2 separate regions of the Homo sapiens genome follow, and region 2 is linked to region 1. A link is a contact called in ENCODE Hi-C or POLR2A ChIA-PET data. All regions are on one chromosome and are shown on one strand. The core of a region is the stretch at or near the end of the contact, and the rest is flanking DNA. Distances in the headings are between cores, read along the strand shown.

Region 1 (7,818 bases), core at 2,304-4,803:
GGAAATACTAAAGGTCTGACTTAAGAAAACTAATTTTCTCTCATATATTTTGCTTTTACCATTTAAACAGATTATTTCTTTACTGTTAAAAAAAGAAATCAGTTTACAAGATTGGCTGTTTGAGGGGCTATTCTTTCAAAATAGATGGTAAGCTTTGAAATGGCATATCCCCTTTGTAGCTAACCCTTTCCTTAAAAATTTTTTAAAGCTAAAAATTACCCCTGTATACTTCCTCTAATTGCACGTCTAAGTGGATTAAGTGCGTGTCACCCAAGATAATATGGAAGAAAAACAGTAAAACCCTGGCAGGTATCAGAAACAGGAAAAATAAAAATCTAAGAACTAATTCATATTCACTCTCTTATATTAGGTAATTCAACAAGAGACTGATTTAAGTTTACCAGTAAGAACTGAGACGCTCTCTATTTCTACCAGAATGCCTCATATTTTAATAATTTTTGACTATGTTGTTATATAAGAAAAATACAATTTTTGGATTTTTGAGGTCAGCTCCACTAACAAGACAGTCTTACTTACTTCTCAAATAAAAAACCCTTGTTACCTCCATTTGCCCTAATATATAACACTTAAAAACCTCTCAACTGGCATCTAAAATTATAATCACTGTCTTCCTATGACTGGATTGGAAAAAATAAGAAGTAGTCACTAATAAAAAGCCAACAACTACAAAATTCCCCAGGCTCCCCAGGTCATATAATAACTACTCTGCTTAAGCAATTTTATCCTCACTGTTTCAGATATGTCATATTTGGTGTTCTATTTGCTTTTTAAGGAAGTAGACATACAGTCAGGTTTTAAAAGCCTCAATCCATTAAATGACTATTTCCAACATTTAGAGATTCCTGATACATTTCTCATACTTAACAAAAGAAAACTTTTATGGTATCAAACTTATCTGAATATAAAACTATACAATAAATGGATAATTACTTTCTTTCCGATATCCCCTCAAACTGTATATATAGCCTCCCTACTTTGAACATTCATTTTAATATAATTGGTGCTTGAGAACCCAAATCTAAATTTTTTAATTCCAAGAACTGACTTCGTATTAACCTGAGTTAAGGTTGTTGGTTTTAAAAAATTACACACACACACACACACACACACACACACACACACACAGAGAGAGACAGAGAGAGAGAGAGAGGAGGAAGTAGGAGTTCGTTCATTTTACTTGGATAAACTTGCAAACTGGATACTAAGACACTTTCATGTCAGTTTTAACAGACATCTGCTTACTTCCTCTCAGGTTTAAAATCTATCAAGAACGACAACTCAATGTCTCCTGCATTTTTAGCTTATGTTAATACTTATGTATTTTTAGCTACTGGTAAGTGGATATAAAACATATAGCGTATCACTAGAGATTGAAAAATATCTGAAAAACTAGAATTGGCCGTGCGCGGTGGCTCACGCCTGTAATCCCAGCACTTTGTCAGGCCGAGGGGGGCGGATCACAAGGTCAAGAGATCGAGACCATCCTGGCCAACATGGTGAAACCCAATCTCTACTAAAAATACAAAAAATTAGCAGGGCGTGGTGGCGCACGCCTGTAGCTATTCGGGAGGCTGAGGCAGGAGCATCGCTTGAACCCGGGAGGCGGAGGTTGCAGTGAGTGAAGATCGCCCATTGCACTCCAGCCTGGCAACAGAGTGAGACTCCGTCTCAAAAAAAAAAACCACAAAAAACCACAAAAAACAAACAACAAAAAACCAAAAAAAAAAAAAACCACAAAAAACTAGAATCATGAAAATCATCTGTTTGAGCAAATCCTTTTACAGATTAGATGTAAGCTGTACCTCAGTTTGATAAAGTACTATAAAGTACTTTACAATAACAATAAACTATACGTGAGACGTTGGAAGCAATTATCCCTAAAGTCTATTCCAGCTCTAAGATTTGGGTTTTTTACAATAACAATAAACTATACGTTAGACGTTGGAAGCAATTATCCCTAAAGTCTATTCCAGCTCTAAGATTTGGGTATTTTACAATAACCAAACATTGTCCTCTCGACTGGCCAATCTGTTTACAGTTAGGTGTTATGTCTATTCAATACCATATCTGTCACATCAAGCACAAGACAAATCATCTAATACTATCTGCAGTATGATAAATGACAGCTTGGTGCTAACTTTTAAGCAGGTAGCTCCCGTTGAAGTAACCTTTCAACAGAATGCTTAAAGCACGAATACCGGCAAAAATAAGATTCCATAACAGTCTTATTATTTTTACACAATCTTTGATGCAACTCAGAGCGTATCCTTTAGCACCTTCTCTTTTCCCCTCAACTTTAAAATGGGGCTGAAGTTCTATTCACTTTCATTTTTTTAAAGCCACACTCTTCTTATCTAGATCTGAATTTCAGAATGAAAAGATGAATACTTTAAGACTGAAAATCCATAGCAAGGGCAAAGGAAAGTACTGTTGTATAATGAAAACCGCAAACTGCAAGGGGCTCAGAAGATAACGGGCGTTCATTTCTAACCTGTGCAATCACCTAGAACAAATCGTGTGGTTCTGGTCTATAAAACCATTCTTTGTCGCTCAAAAGACCACAAATACAAGCACCCTTTCGCAGAAACCCTCAAACTGACTGCCAGGGAGATTACGTAACCAAACATCGCCAAAGACTTATCTAACTTGTACAGCGGCAGCCTGTTTGACCTCATTCATACAGAGAAGCGATCACATTAAGATCCAGCACTTGTTTCTACATTTCCAAGCCGGATTCTGCCGTCCTCCTCCTTCTAAGACGGGCGGTGCAGCGTCACAAGCGTCGGGACAGATCTATCCGGCTCGGAACAGACTTCGCGCTCTACCCGGCCAGGCCCAGCTCTCACCCGGGGACCCGTGTCGGGCTCCGCAGCTGGGACATGGCGCCCCCCGGCGGGCGGCGAGGGGCTCGGCCGGACGAAGCCCAGACACCCGCAAACTCCCGACTCCACAGGTAGCGGCGCCGACGCCAGGGCCTCCGCGCTCTGCTCTCCCAGGCCCCGTGCCCCCGGCCCACCCGGCCGCCCTTACCATGTTCTCGGCGCCGACTCCGCCTCCGCTCGGCCGCGCGCCCTCCCGCTGCCGACCCGCGCCGCCGCCGCCGCTCTCGCAGCACCGACCGCCGCCGCCGGAGCCGGACAATACCCCGTGCCCGCCTCGCGCTGCTGTGGCCAATGCCCGCTTGTCTTGCTGGTTCGAACCCCAGCGGCTGTTCAATCGCGCGCCTCCTTCTAGCCAGACCCCGCCCCCCCGGCACCGCCTTCCTAACGGCTGTTTGTTTTTGCACACGGCACGCGGAGGCGGGGCCTCCAGCCCCAATAGTGACGCGCTCTCTGCCTTTCACCAGGCGCCCAAGCCTGACGAACAGAAAGGCAAACCAATGAGATTGGACGCCTCGCAGACGAAAGCCAATAAAAATATCGCCCGCGAGCAAGGGAGGCGGGCCACTGGGAAGGACAGCAAAATTAGCTAATAAGGTGAAGCGATTGCAGGCGCTGTGGCTTTCCCGCCCATTCGCGGCGTTGGTTTTCCCGCTTCTGAGACTTGTTTGGGGAGGTAAAGAGTGTTGGACGTGCTTCTCCTGGTGGGTTTTCACAGACTGTGAGGATTTATTCGTCTTAGAACGTGTGGATCAGGAGGGCGCTGGGTTTCAAGGTTAGGCAGGCCTCATGCTCAGCCGTATTCTGGCGGACTGACTACCCTGACGTCCTCTCAGCGCGGACCCTGACAAGGTCCGCGGCAGGCTGAGGCGGGAGAATCGCTTGAACCCCGGAGGCGGAGGTTGCAGTGAGCCGAGATCGCGCCACTGCACTCCAGCTGGGCGACGCATCGTCTCAAAACAAACAAACAAAAACAAAAGCTATCAATTGGCTACATATTGTTATTTGTATGACAAATTCTTTTTCCTTTTTTAGAGATGGAGTCCTGGGACTACAGGCGCGCGCCCCAATGCCCAGCTAACTTTTGTATTTTTAATAGAGACGGGGTTTCTCCGTGTTGGTCAGGCTGGTCTCGAACTCCTGACCTCAGGTGATCTGCCCCCCTTTGCCTCCCAAAGTACTGGGATTACAGGCGTGAGCCACCGCGCCCGGCATGTATTACAAATTCTAAGAACACGAAGATAATGGGGCCGGCTTGGTGGCGCGAACCTGTAGCCTCACCTACTGTCAAGACTGAGACAGGAGGATCTCTTGAGCCCAGGAGGTCGAGGCTGCAGTGAGTCATGATCGCACCACTGCACTCCAGCTTGGGAGACAGAATATACCCTGTCTAAAAAATAATAATAAAAAAAAAGGTAATGGATGAGGCCGATAGTCAGGAATGAAATGACTTTAAACAATTGGGTATGCATGGGATTGGGTATGTGTGTATGTGGGGGCAGAGGGTGGGCATAACCGAAGTCCCATACTCATGTCCCTCTAGGCCTAATACATTTTGCAGACCTCACAGAGCTCAGACTGTTGTGAGCCGTTTTTCTTTTCTCAACCTCTTCAGTGTGTTTATTTTGCTTACATCATTAGGTTAAAATTTGGAGGATAACTCCCAGCTAGAAAGGAAGAAAAGCTCTAAAGTGGAATCGCCTTCCCCCGGAAGCTGTTGTAAAAATTAAAGGATGTATGTGAGTGCACAGGCTCTCCAGCGATCGTTTTTCTTCCACAGTGTTAACACAATTTATTTATTTATTTACTTTTTGAGATGAAGTCTCACTCTGTTGCCCAGGCTGGATGGAGTGCAGTGGTGTGATCTGGGCTCACTGCAACCTCCGCCTCCTGAGTTCAAGCGATTCTCCTGCCTCAGCCTCCTGGGTAGCTGGGACTAAAGGCTCCCACCACCATTCCCCGCTAGTTTTTGTATTTTTAGTAGAAATAGGGTTTCACCATGTTGGCCAGGCTGGTCTTGAACTCCTGACCTCAAGTGATCCTCTCGCCTCAGCCTCCTAAAGTGCTGGGATTACAGGCGTGAGCCACCGCGCCTGGCCTGTTTCCACAATTAAAAAAGGCCCATCACCCTATCATGATCATCTCTATTACAGTCTGGACAATATGAGCTTTCTGGGAGAGCCAGCTTCATTTCATAACTGAAGAAATGGGCTTAGGTGAACTTAGTCATTTGCCTGAGACCGCATAGCCTGTAGATAACCAAGATACCAGCTCACATTTGTTCCAACTCATTCCAGCTTTAAATTCTTTCATTCTTTTCACAGTATGATGCATTGACTGTGCTAGAATGTGTTCTTGGTGTTGGTGAGTTAATAGTGAAAAAAACAAGTTTCTGCCTTAGTGGAGATTCTGTTGTCATAGGATTTTCCCAGGCTGGCACTTTAGAAATTTATATCCAGGCTGATGATAGCTGTTCCAAAGTTTGAATCAGGAGAAGCAACTTTGGGGAAGTGAGTCTTTAAAAAAAGGTAACTTAAATTCAAGAAGAGGAAGAGGGTGAGCTTCTAAGTAAGAATTTGGAAAAATACGGATGAAGGTACAGACAAGTGTGAGGAAGGGTGTCCAGTGAAATAGGAAGGAATGGAGCAATGTGCCCAGATTAATAGAAGCCTCAAAACTAGGTAGAAGAGTGGAGTTACTTCAGTAAAAATAGCCATTGTTAATTCCTGCTCCTCTGTGTTTCTGGCCTCAGTGGATGGCATTACCAATCTACCAAGGCATAAGCCTGTGAGTTATTCCTTTAACAAATCACTCAGTGCCTACTGTTTGCAGGCACTGTGCTAGGTACTGAGGATTTGGTGATTAGCAAAATAGACATTGTCCTTGCCCTTGTGGTCCTCTGCAGCGGGAGTCAGATGTTAAAGAAATAAACAAATACCATATGTGAATTATAATAAGTTCAAGTGTGCTGAAGGAAAAGAACAGGGTGCTTTAAGAGAGAAACAGGGAATGTAGTTTAGCTGGTGTGGGTGGTCCACAAAGAGCATGCAGGCTGGGCGTGGTGGCTCACTCCTGTAATCCCAGCAATTTGGGAGGCCAAGGTGGGTGGATCATCTGAGGTCAGGAGTTCGAGACCAGCCTGGCCAACATGGCAAAACCCTGTCTCTACTAAAAATGCAAAAATTAGCCAGGCGTGGTGGCGCATGCCTGTTATTCCCAGCTACTCAGGAGGCTGACGCAGGAAAATCACCTGGGCCCAGGAGAGCCTGGGAAGCGGAGGCTGCAGTGAGCTAAGATTGCGCCACTGCACTTCAGCCTGGGCGACAGAGCAAGACTCCACTCCATCTCAAAAAAAAAAAAAAAAAGAAGAGTTGCCCTTGTGAAGGGGGGCTGAAAGAAGTGTCCAATAATGTATGAGAAAGCACCTAGCACTGTACCTAGCACATAATATCCAATAAATGTTAACTTCCTTCCTTAACAGGAAAATCATTTTCTCACCACTCTCTACCCCTCAGCCTTCATGTCATTGATTCAGATTTTGATGAAAGTGGAGTTAGGTTGAAAAAGACTGGTTCTCATTGTAGATAATAGTAATCCTTTCACTGATTTATATATCATCACTAAATTATATCATCACTGTAAACACAGATGCCAGAAAAAAGTCTGCCTACTAACAGTTTTATAAACCAAGTGTGTTAGTAAAATTTAGTTTCTAGTGAACTAGGGTAACAAAAAAGGCAAAGATGAGCTCATGAAGAACACCAGTCTAACCAGAAAATGTTATGTATTAGCATCTATAAATGATAAACTACAAACATTGACAAATTATTCAACTTTGGGCTGGGGATGGTAGCTCATGCCTGTAATCCTAAAGCTTTGGGAGGCCAAGGCATGAGTCACCAGGGCAGGAGTTTGAGACCAGCCTGGGCAACATGGCAAGACTCCACTTCTACAAAAATTAAAAGAAAAAAATTAGCTGAGTGTGTGGCACATGCCTGTGATCCCAGCTAGTTGAGAGGCTGAGGTGGGTAGAGAACTTGAGCCCACGAGTTCAAGGCTGCAGTGAGCTATGTATGATTGTGTCACTGCTCACCAGACAGGCAACAGAACCAGACTGTATCTCTAAAAAAAAAATTATTCAATGTTGCTGGATTTAACCCAGTAATATATAGTATAATTGTTCTCAAAGTGTGATCCTTAGACCACCAGCATCAGCATCACTTGGAACTTGTTAGAAATGTATTCTCACCACCACCCCAGACCTGCTGAATCTGACACTGAGGGTGGGACCTACAAGCGCTCCAGGGGATTCTGGTGCATACTGAAATTTAAGAACCACTGGTATAGTATATGCTGCAGTGCACAGTCCAGAGCCCACGTATTCCTTATAAAACTGGAGCACTTGGCCAGGTGTGGTAGCTCATCCCTGTAATCTCAGAACTTTGGGAGGCTGAGGTGGGCAGATCACCTGAGGTCAGGAGTTCCAGACCAGCTTGGCCAACATGGTGAAACCCCATCTCTACTAAAACAAAAATTAGCTGGGTGTAGTGGCATGCGCTTGTAGTCCCAGCTACTCTGGGAGGCTGAGGCAGGAGAATCACTTGAACCCAGGAGGTGGAAGTTGCAATGAGCCGAGATGACGCCACTGCACTCCAGCCTGGGCAACAGAGCAAGACTCTGTCTCAAAAAAACAAAAACAAAAAAACTGGAGCACTTATTTAGCTCCTGGAAGTGTTGACTGATCATTACTCAGGGATCTCTACCCAGGAATTGGACTTGGCCAAAGGAAGCTGTATCGCCCAAGTTTACACTCCTTTTTAGGGGGCCTACCTCCAGTGACTGGTGGATGTAGGATATAGTGCCTAGCTCTTTTGCCTTAATTTGAGACAATTCTGAAGGGCCATTCCAGCTCCAGAGT
Region 2 (7,818 bases), core at 805-3,304, 170 kb before region 1:
TCCAGCCTGGGCCAACAAGAGCGAAACTCTGTCTCAAAGAAAAAAATAAATAAATAAAAAATATATGTATATGTATGTATGTGTGTGTGTGTGTATATATATATATATATATATATATATTTAAAATCAACTTTTAAAGAATAGCAATAGTAAAACAGTCCTGCTTACAGTGTTCCTTTTCCTGAAGTTGTAATTGTCAGAACTATGTGGGAAGTTTGCTTTTGTCTTCACCAAATCTGTTAAGGAGCCAGGTTGCAGTTATTCTGAATGGACAGAGATGTTTTCACTGAAAAGGAGGGGAGTCTGAGAGTCTCTGTAAGGAAAAAGTGTAGGTGAGCCTGAAGGAGAAATTGTAGAACTGAGACTTGTCAGGAGAGTCATGCTTGCTGTGATTAGAGGCGGGAGTTCACGGGCTGGTAGGAGACGGAGGAGGGCACAGACTGCAGGCAGGTGGGGTCCTGCTTCACCATTTCTGGTCATGTGACTGAGTGTTGGGGGTTGACTCGCCTGCCTGCTTGTGTAGAAATAGTCTCAACAGATTGTAACAATTTGCCCTTATTTAACTTCAAGATAGAATCTTGTCTGACAAATTTTATATTTCCTATTAATGATGACCTAAAAACCAAATAATCAGAAAAAAAATCAAATATTTGTAATGTCTTATGTATGGGTTCTGGGAAACATATAAAGAAGGCATCACCACTTTTCTCTCCAGAGCCTCCTGTTCTTTTTAGAAAAAAGGTCGTGTGTAAAGAAGCAAATAGCACATACACGGCATGATAGGAAACTGGAGTTAGCCGTGAAGAGCTTTGGAAGAGGTGTGCAGGGGTGTGGGCTAGAGTTGGACCAAGGATAGAAGGCACACCCCTTAGTAGCAGAGCAGGTAGTTGTCATTTTATTTGAGAAGTGGCAGGATTTAGGGAGGTGGGAAGGGAAGAATGTTTTCTGGAGATGAAAGGTAAGAGCAAAGATGTAGGGGGAATTGGGGACACAGAGCAGGGAGGGGCCGGCCTCCTAGTTGTGCCCTGGAAAGAAGTCAGGTCTATGTTAGAAGTGGAACCAATTGGCCAGGTGCGGTGGCTCACGCCTGTAATCCCAGCACTTTGGGAGGCTGAGGCGGGTGGATCACCTGAGGTCAGGAGTTCGAGACCATCCTGGCTAACACAGTGAAACCCCATCTCTACTAAAAATACAAAAAAAAAATTAGCCGGGCATGGTGGCACACGCCTGTAGTCTCAGCTACTCAGGAGGCTGAGGCAGGAGAATTGCTTGAACCTGGGAGGCGGAGGTTGCAGTGAGCTGAGATCACGCCACTGCACTCCAGCCTGGGTGACAGAGGGAGACTCCTTCTCAAAGGAAAAAAAAAAAAAAAAGAAGTGGAACCAATTATTACTTTACCAGGCTCTATAATTTTAAATACTGTAAATCTACTACTGTCATGCTTACAGTGTTAGAGGAAGGGAAACTGTCATCATAGGTAATGGAGCCTGGGCTGGGGAAGTGATTCCCGCATCGATCAATGCTCACTGTAAAGAACGAGTATGACCCACAGGGACGCAGAGGTCATTCCATGGCTTCAAGCTCATGGGCCAGGACAGTGCCACAGAAACTTCAACTAGATGCAAAGAGGCCTTAGCTCTGGGGAACCTGCAGCCCCCGCAGGCAGTAACAACACTGGGTGTCTGGGATGGCCTGGGCTAAGGTGAGATCGGCATGGGGAGATCAGCATTGTGATGACCAGTGCCTCTGGTATTTGCACCCTCCTTGGCTAGGACACTCGCCCAGGCATTTGGGCTGAGTAGTGGAATGAGATTACCGAAAACTTTGGGTGATTCCCACATTCATAGATTGTGGACAGAAATCCACTCTAGCAGTACTCACCTCATAATGCTGGAAATTTCCCAAAAAGGAATGAAATCATTAGAGTAAAAGCAATAGAGTATATTTTAAACTGCTACAGATGGTCACACTGATTGGTCCCTTCATGAGATGCCAGGACAGGAGAGGCTGGTTAGTCCCTGATTTGCTCATAAGTCTGCATGCAGCTGAGTCCGAACTGTCAGTCCCTTTGTTTTCCAGTCTACACAAACCTTGTTGTCACAAGTTTGCCCTTGCCCCAATGTGGATAGCTGCCAGGCCCTCTTTCTGAGCCTCCTCGTCACCTTGCCTCAAGCCCTCACATGTCCCCAGCAGGGTCAGTGTGGGGTCATTGCAGGCTCAGCCATCTGCCTGTTCTTCTTACTCCTCTTGACACCCATAGGACATGATTTGATTTCTATTAAATCCAGAAACTCAGGGAGCTGGAGTGTGTGTTATGTAACTCTCAGCATTTTTCGTGAAGAATTACATACTTTCTGTAAGTGCAGCTGAGGTCATCCCATAACCTCATGCATGATTGTGAAACAGACCTGATTTGGCTCAGTGCTAATATGGCCTTTGGGATCTTTGTTCATGAAAGCATTTCCTCAGTGCAGCAATGCAACCTGCTGCAAAGGGAGAACCCGCTCCTGCCAGAGGTATGGCTCAGGCTGCCAGACACAAGGAGATTCCCCATGTGTCCTGGCTGTGATTTCAGCAGACAGTTACCACAGTGCAGTATGGCATGGTAGTCGCAGTACAACATCACCAGGATGATCAAGAGCAAATACCATGACAAGAGGAAGACTGACTACAGGTGCCCTGTCAGCAGAAGACAGACTGGACAGAAAAGTATCTGCGGGAAGAAACAACACACTATCGGGATCAGGAAAGCATGAAATGTCAGTGACTCAAAACCAATGGCTTTTACACTCAGGCAGCCTGGGCATCGTAGCAAAGCTGCACACCTCCAAGGGGGCCCCGTAAGCAAACCAGATCCTTACGTCCACATGCTGCTATCCTAGTGAGCACCTGCCACATCCACCAAAAGGCAGGACACCTGCAGTTCTGTTTTTAAAAATTCTAGGTTTTGTCCCTGACACACAAATCATGGGTCTTAACCAAGGATGACTCAGCACAGCGCTGAGGACCAGGGTAATCACAAGAACTCAGGGAGGTGCAGGTCAGTAGGCCCGTAGGCTGAGGACACAGCAGGAGAGGGTGTGTTGTATATCACCTTGGCTAGCCACAGCGTCCAGGTTTTTTTTGCTAAACACCCATCTAGATGGCATTTTGTAAAGATAAGATTAACGTTTAAACCAGTAGATTTTGAGTAAAGTAGAAGACCTTGCACAATGTGAGTGGGTTTCATCCAGTCAGTTCAAGGCCTTCGAGAAAAAACTGAGGTTCCCAGAAAAGAAGGAATTCTGCCTCCAGACAGCCTTCACACTTAAGCTGCAACATCAGCTCTGCTGTGGGTCTCCAGCCTGCCAGCCCGCCCTGCAGACTTTGCACTTGCCAGCCTGATTCCTTAAAAACCCATCTTTCTCGGCCAGGCACGATGACTCATGCCTGTAATCCCAGCACTTTGGGAGGCTGAGGCAAGAGGAGTGCTTGAACCCAGGAGTTTGAGACCAGCATGACCAACATGGTGAAACCTCGTGTCTACAAAAAAATGCCAAAATTAGCCAGGCATGGTGGCATGTACTTGTATTCCCTGCTACTTGTGTGACTGAGGTGGGAAAATCACTTGAGCTTGGGAGGCAGAGGTTGCAGTGAGCTGAGATCGTGCCACTGCACTCCAGCCTGGGTGAAAGAGTGAGACCCTGCCTCAAAAAAAAAGAAAAAGAAGAAAAGAAAGAAAGAAAATCATTCTCTCTCTCCCTCTTCCTCTTCACCCTCTCAGTTCTGTCTCTCTGGAGAGCTCTGACTAATACAAGGGTTTTAAAGAGGTATAGGCTGTGTATCCAAGGAGTAGAGGTGGTGGGCTTACATGATTGTGGCATTGGGGACACTGAGCAAATGAGTAAACATATCAAAGGCAGTGAGGATGGAGTGTCTTGCAGTTGTAGGAGATATTTATAGGTGTGGAAGGAGGTGGCCTAGAAAGTGTTGGATTAAAATTTGGAGGTATCAATACAAACTCATAGTTTTATTGCATACACACACACACACACACACACACACACACACACAGAAATAGCCATGTATATGTGCGCCTGCATATGCACACATGTATTTTTTAGATGTATGCGGAATGGGCCTAGAAATGATGATATCCTGGCAGTGATGAGCACACAAATACTGGTCTTAAATCCCATCCTCTACTGGAGGAAGCTGGCTTCTTAGAGAAACAGCTGATATTGTCCAGGGCTGGACAGGGACAGTACAACATGGAAGCTACAATGTTCTGTTGGTCAGGAAGCAAGGAGGTGCTCATGAATGAAAGAGACCTGTCCCTGTTCACAGGAAAGGGAGGCAGCTGGACAGAGCTGCTCTCCCTATCAACCTGGAACAGTGTGAGCATTAAAATAACTAACAATATTAATGCAACCTGTCGAATAAAATAGGAACCATGAGTACATACTAACACGAGTAAATAAACAAGGGAGAAGGGAAAGCTCTTCCTTGCAGAGAATGCCAACTAATAAATTTAGGAGTAATCGAAACTGGTGTTTGCCATCCATCAACCACCCAAGGGGCTGGTTCAGACGCAGTTGTCAATACTGCTGAGGCTGGGGTGGAGGTTTGAGGAGGAACAGGATGTAAAGTTTCTTCTCACAAAATACTACCACTATACTCATTGCCAAGGAAAACAATGGTGAGTGAAAGGGAGGATAGCAGACAGCAGCCTCCCAGGTGAGCAGAGTTAACCTGACCTGATGCAGTATGTCCTTCCCAAGTGGGGACCCAAGGTCTGTCAAGGGTGCAAAGACAAGAAGGATGAGGAGCTGCTCCTGGTTGGAGGAGCCAAAGAGACCTGGCAAGTGATGCTGCCCTCCCATGTGGGGTCTGGGGCCAATGGCTAAGCTAGTGCTGCCCTCCCGGAACAGAGGGTCCGGGTAGTCATGTTGGAGAGTGTCCTAGCAATGCATCAGGTCTACAGCTCTTTCAGTGCTGAGAACAGATGATGATGGCAGGGTGTGTTGGTGTTGAGCAGATATACCAAGGTGCTAGCATGTTGGGGATTTGGGGCCCTGTGGACTTTCCTGCTACTTTCTATGTTTGAAATTATCTCAAAACGTTATTTTTTGAAAAACAAATGATGCATTTCCTCTGTTTACCTTGTGGACTTGGCAATCAGAACATTCTGGATTTGGGGTCTCCTTTGGTGTTTACAGGTCATGTCCATCCTGTTGCATGGGGATGCTGCATTTGCTGGCCAGGGCATTGTGTACGAGACCTTCCACCTCAGCGACCTGCCATCCTACACAACTCATGGCACCGTGCACGTGGTCGTCAACAACCAGGTACCTCACACCAGCCTGCGGCTTTGCTGCTCACATCAGTCTTACTTAGAATGACATCTCTGAGTCATTTAGGACGTTCACTGTTTTCTGATTATAAAAATACATCTGTTATTAAAAACCAGGTGCAGTGGCTCACGCCTGTAATCGTAGCACTTTGGGAAGCCAAGGCAGGAGGATTGCTTCAGCCCATGAGTTTGAGACCAGTCTGGGCAATATAGTGAGACCCCCTTTCTCTGCAAAAAAATTGAAAAATTAGCACTGGGTGGCCGGGTGCAGTGGCTCAGTCCTGTAATCCCAGCACTTTGGGAGGCCGAGGCAGGTGGATCACCTGAGGTCAGGAGTTCAAGCCTGGCCAATGTGGTGAAACCCCGTCTCTGCTAAAAATACAAAATTAGCCATGGGATCACATGCCTGTGATCCCAGCTGCTTGGAAGGCTGAGGCAGGAGAATTGCTTGAACCCGAGAGGTGAAGGTTACAGTGAGCCAAGATTGCGCCATTGCATTCCAGCCTGGACAACAAGAGCGAAACTCCATTTCAAAAAAAAAAAAGAAAAGAAAAAAAGTTAGCACCGGGCATGGTGGCCCACAAATGTAATCCCAGCACTTTGGGAGGCCAAGGTGGGCAGATCACTTGAGGCCAGGAGTTCGAGACCAGCCTGGCCAACATGGAGAAACCTCATCTCTACTAAAAATACAAAGCTACCTGCTTGGTGGCGCGCACTTGTAATCCCAGCTGCTTGGGAGGCTGAGGCACAAGAATCACTTGAAACCCTTGAGGCGGAGGTTACCGTGAGCCAAGATCACACCACTAAGCCTGGGCGACAGAGCAGGAGTCTGTCTAAAAAAAAAATTAAAAAAATTAGGCATGGTGGTGCATGCCTGTGGTCCTAGCTACTTGGGGGTTTGAGATAGGAGGATCACTTGAACCTGGGAGGTCGAGGCTGCAGTGAGCCATGATTATGCCACTGCACTCTAGTCTGGGCAACAGAGTGAGACCCTGTCTTGAAAAAAATAAATAGGCTGGGCGTGGTGGCTCACACCTGTAATCCCAGCACTTTGGGCGGCCGAGGCAGACGGATCATGAGGTCAAGAGATCGAGACCATCCTGGCTACCACAGTGAAACCCCGTCTCTACTAAAAATACAAAAAAATTAGGCGGGTGTGGTGGCGGGCACCTATAGTCCCAGCTACTTGGGAGGCTGAGGCAGGAGAATGGCGTGAACCCGGGAGGTGGAGCTCACAGTGAGCTGAGATCACGCCACTGCACTCCAGCCTGGATGACAGAGCAAGACTCTGTCTCAAAATAAATAAGTAAATAAATAAATAAAAAAGAAAAAAATAGATTTTAATACATTATTTTTAAGATGGCATTATTGTTTTAGATTTTTGTTTGTTTGTTTGAGACCAGTCTTGCCCCATAGCTCACGCTGGAGTGTAGGGGCATGATGATAGCTCATTGCAGCCTTGAACTCATGGACTCAAGCATCTTCCTGCCTCAGCCTCCCGAGTAGCAAGGACTATAGACGTGCACCACCACTCCTGACTAATTTTTTTTTATTTTGTGTAGAGGCGGGATGTCACTCTGTTACCGAGGCTGCTCTTGAACTCCTGGCTTCAAGTGATCCTCCCATCTTGGTCTCCCAAAGCACTGGGATTGTAGGTGTGATCCACCATGCCCGACAAGAATATTTTCTTCTGGTTCCACAGGCATACAGATGGCCTGTGCATGGGGACGTTCTCTTTCTTTAAGAAACTGGGTTCCATGTACACAGCTTTATATCCACTCTTATTTACCACATATTTGCTCATATCATTACGTACCCTTTTAAAATAATTTTAATAGAAATATCTTATAACTTGTTTCATAAAATGGACTCTTAGGATTCTCATTTTTTATTTTCAGTAAGGCTGTGATGAACATTCTCATGAATATTTCTGCACAGGCCTGATACATATCACCTGTTAGATTCTTCCACCAGCCGTAGCTAAGGGTTCCCCTCATCGATGCGTGTGAAGTTTCCATAACAGATATTCTAGTGCCTTTTAACTCTAGGCACTCTCCTAGGTACCAGGCAGAGCACCGGTGTGCTCCCTATCATCACAGACCTTATAGTTTAGTGCAGGGTCAGGGGGCTCATAGACAGTGCCATGAAGTGGGTGTGGGAGGTGTTCTGCAAGATACTGGGTTAGTCAGCAGACAAGTCACTGAGGATTTGACATTTAAATGGAAACTTCAAGGTCAGGTAGGCAAATATTGGGGAGCATCAGATCAAGTCAGGAGAGAGGTCCTAGTGTCTGAAGGAGTGGACAAGGCCATCGCAGCTCATCGTTAGTGCAAGAGAGAACTGCCATCAGCCAGCGCCTGAGGAAAGCTCCCAATGGCATTGGGAGGCCATTGGAGAGACTGACGCAAGGAAGTGATGAGATACTGGTTGGTTATAAAGATGATTTGTTATAGTTTAGAATTGATTAGAGGAGGACAGAGAAACAC

What was found. A loop is a pair of places that touch in the nucleus more often than their neighbours do. ChIA-PET counts read pairs that join two places held with the same protein, here RNA polymerase II (POLR2A). Pooled maps may share reads with other maps.
Region 2: a loop to region 1 is called in a map of heart left ventricle, with 2.1 times the contacts of the local background. The contact joins the enhancer-like site here to the promoter of H2AZ2-DT in region 1. A Hi-C loop is called at or near these places in 3 of 168 maps with a recorded cell type or tissue (MCF 10A, PC-9 and heart left ventricle) and 9 of 50 pooled maps. POLR2A ChIA-PET finds 5 or more read pairs at or near these places in 7 of 52 experiments (CD8-positive, alpha-beta T cell, MCF 10A, WTC11 and 3 more).

Annotation. Positions count from the first base shown.
Region 1 is chr7:44,844,918-44,852,735 of GRCh38, forward strand. It overlaps H2AZ2-DT (H2AZ2 divergent transcript), which reads left to right and starts at 3,554. Exons shown (of 2, transcript NR_187581.1): 1 at 3,554-3,604; 2 at 4,542-4,648. It overlaps H2AZ2 (H2A.Z variant histone 2), which reads right to left and starts at 3,170. Exons shown (of 5, transcript NM_012412.5): 1 at 3,052-3,170. The coding sequence starts at 3,054. RefSeq lists enhancers at 2,753-3,310, 3,311-3,869 and silencers at 2,796-3,185, 3,446-3,505.
Region 2 is chr7:44,676,522-44,684,339 of GRCh38, forward strand. OGDH (oxoglutarate dehydrogenase) reads left to right here. Exons shown (of 23, transcript NM_002541.4): 10 at 5,199-5,327. Among named protein-coding and RNA genes, the nearest start is that of ZMIZ2, 68 kb to the right of the region's middle. RefSeq lists a silencer at 1,625-1,838. Within about 2 kb of position 2,055, at least 12 of the 41 ENCODE cell types and tissues checked have a DNase peak (open chromatin) inside an H3K27ac peak, as active enhancers do; they include heart left ventricle, where a contact is called at or near this core.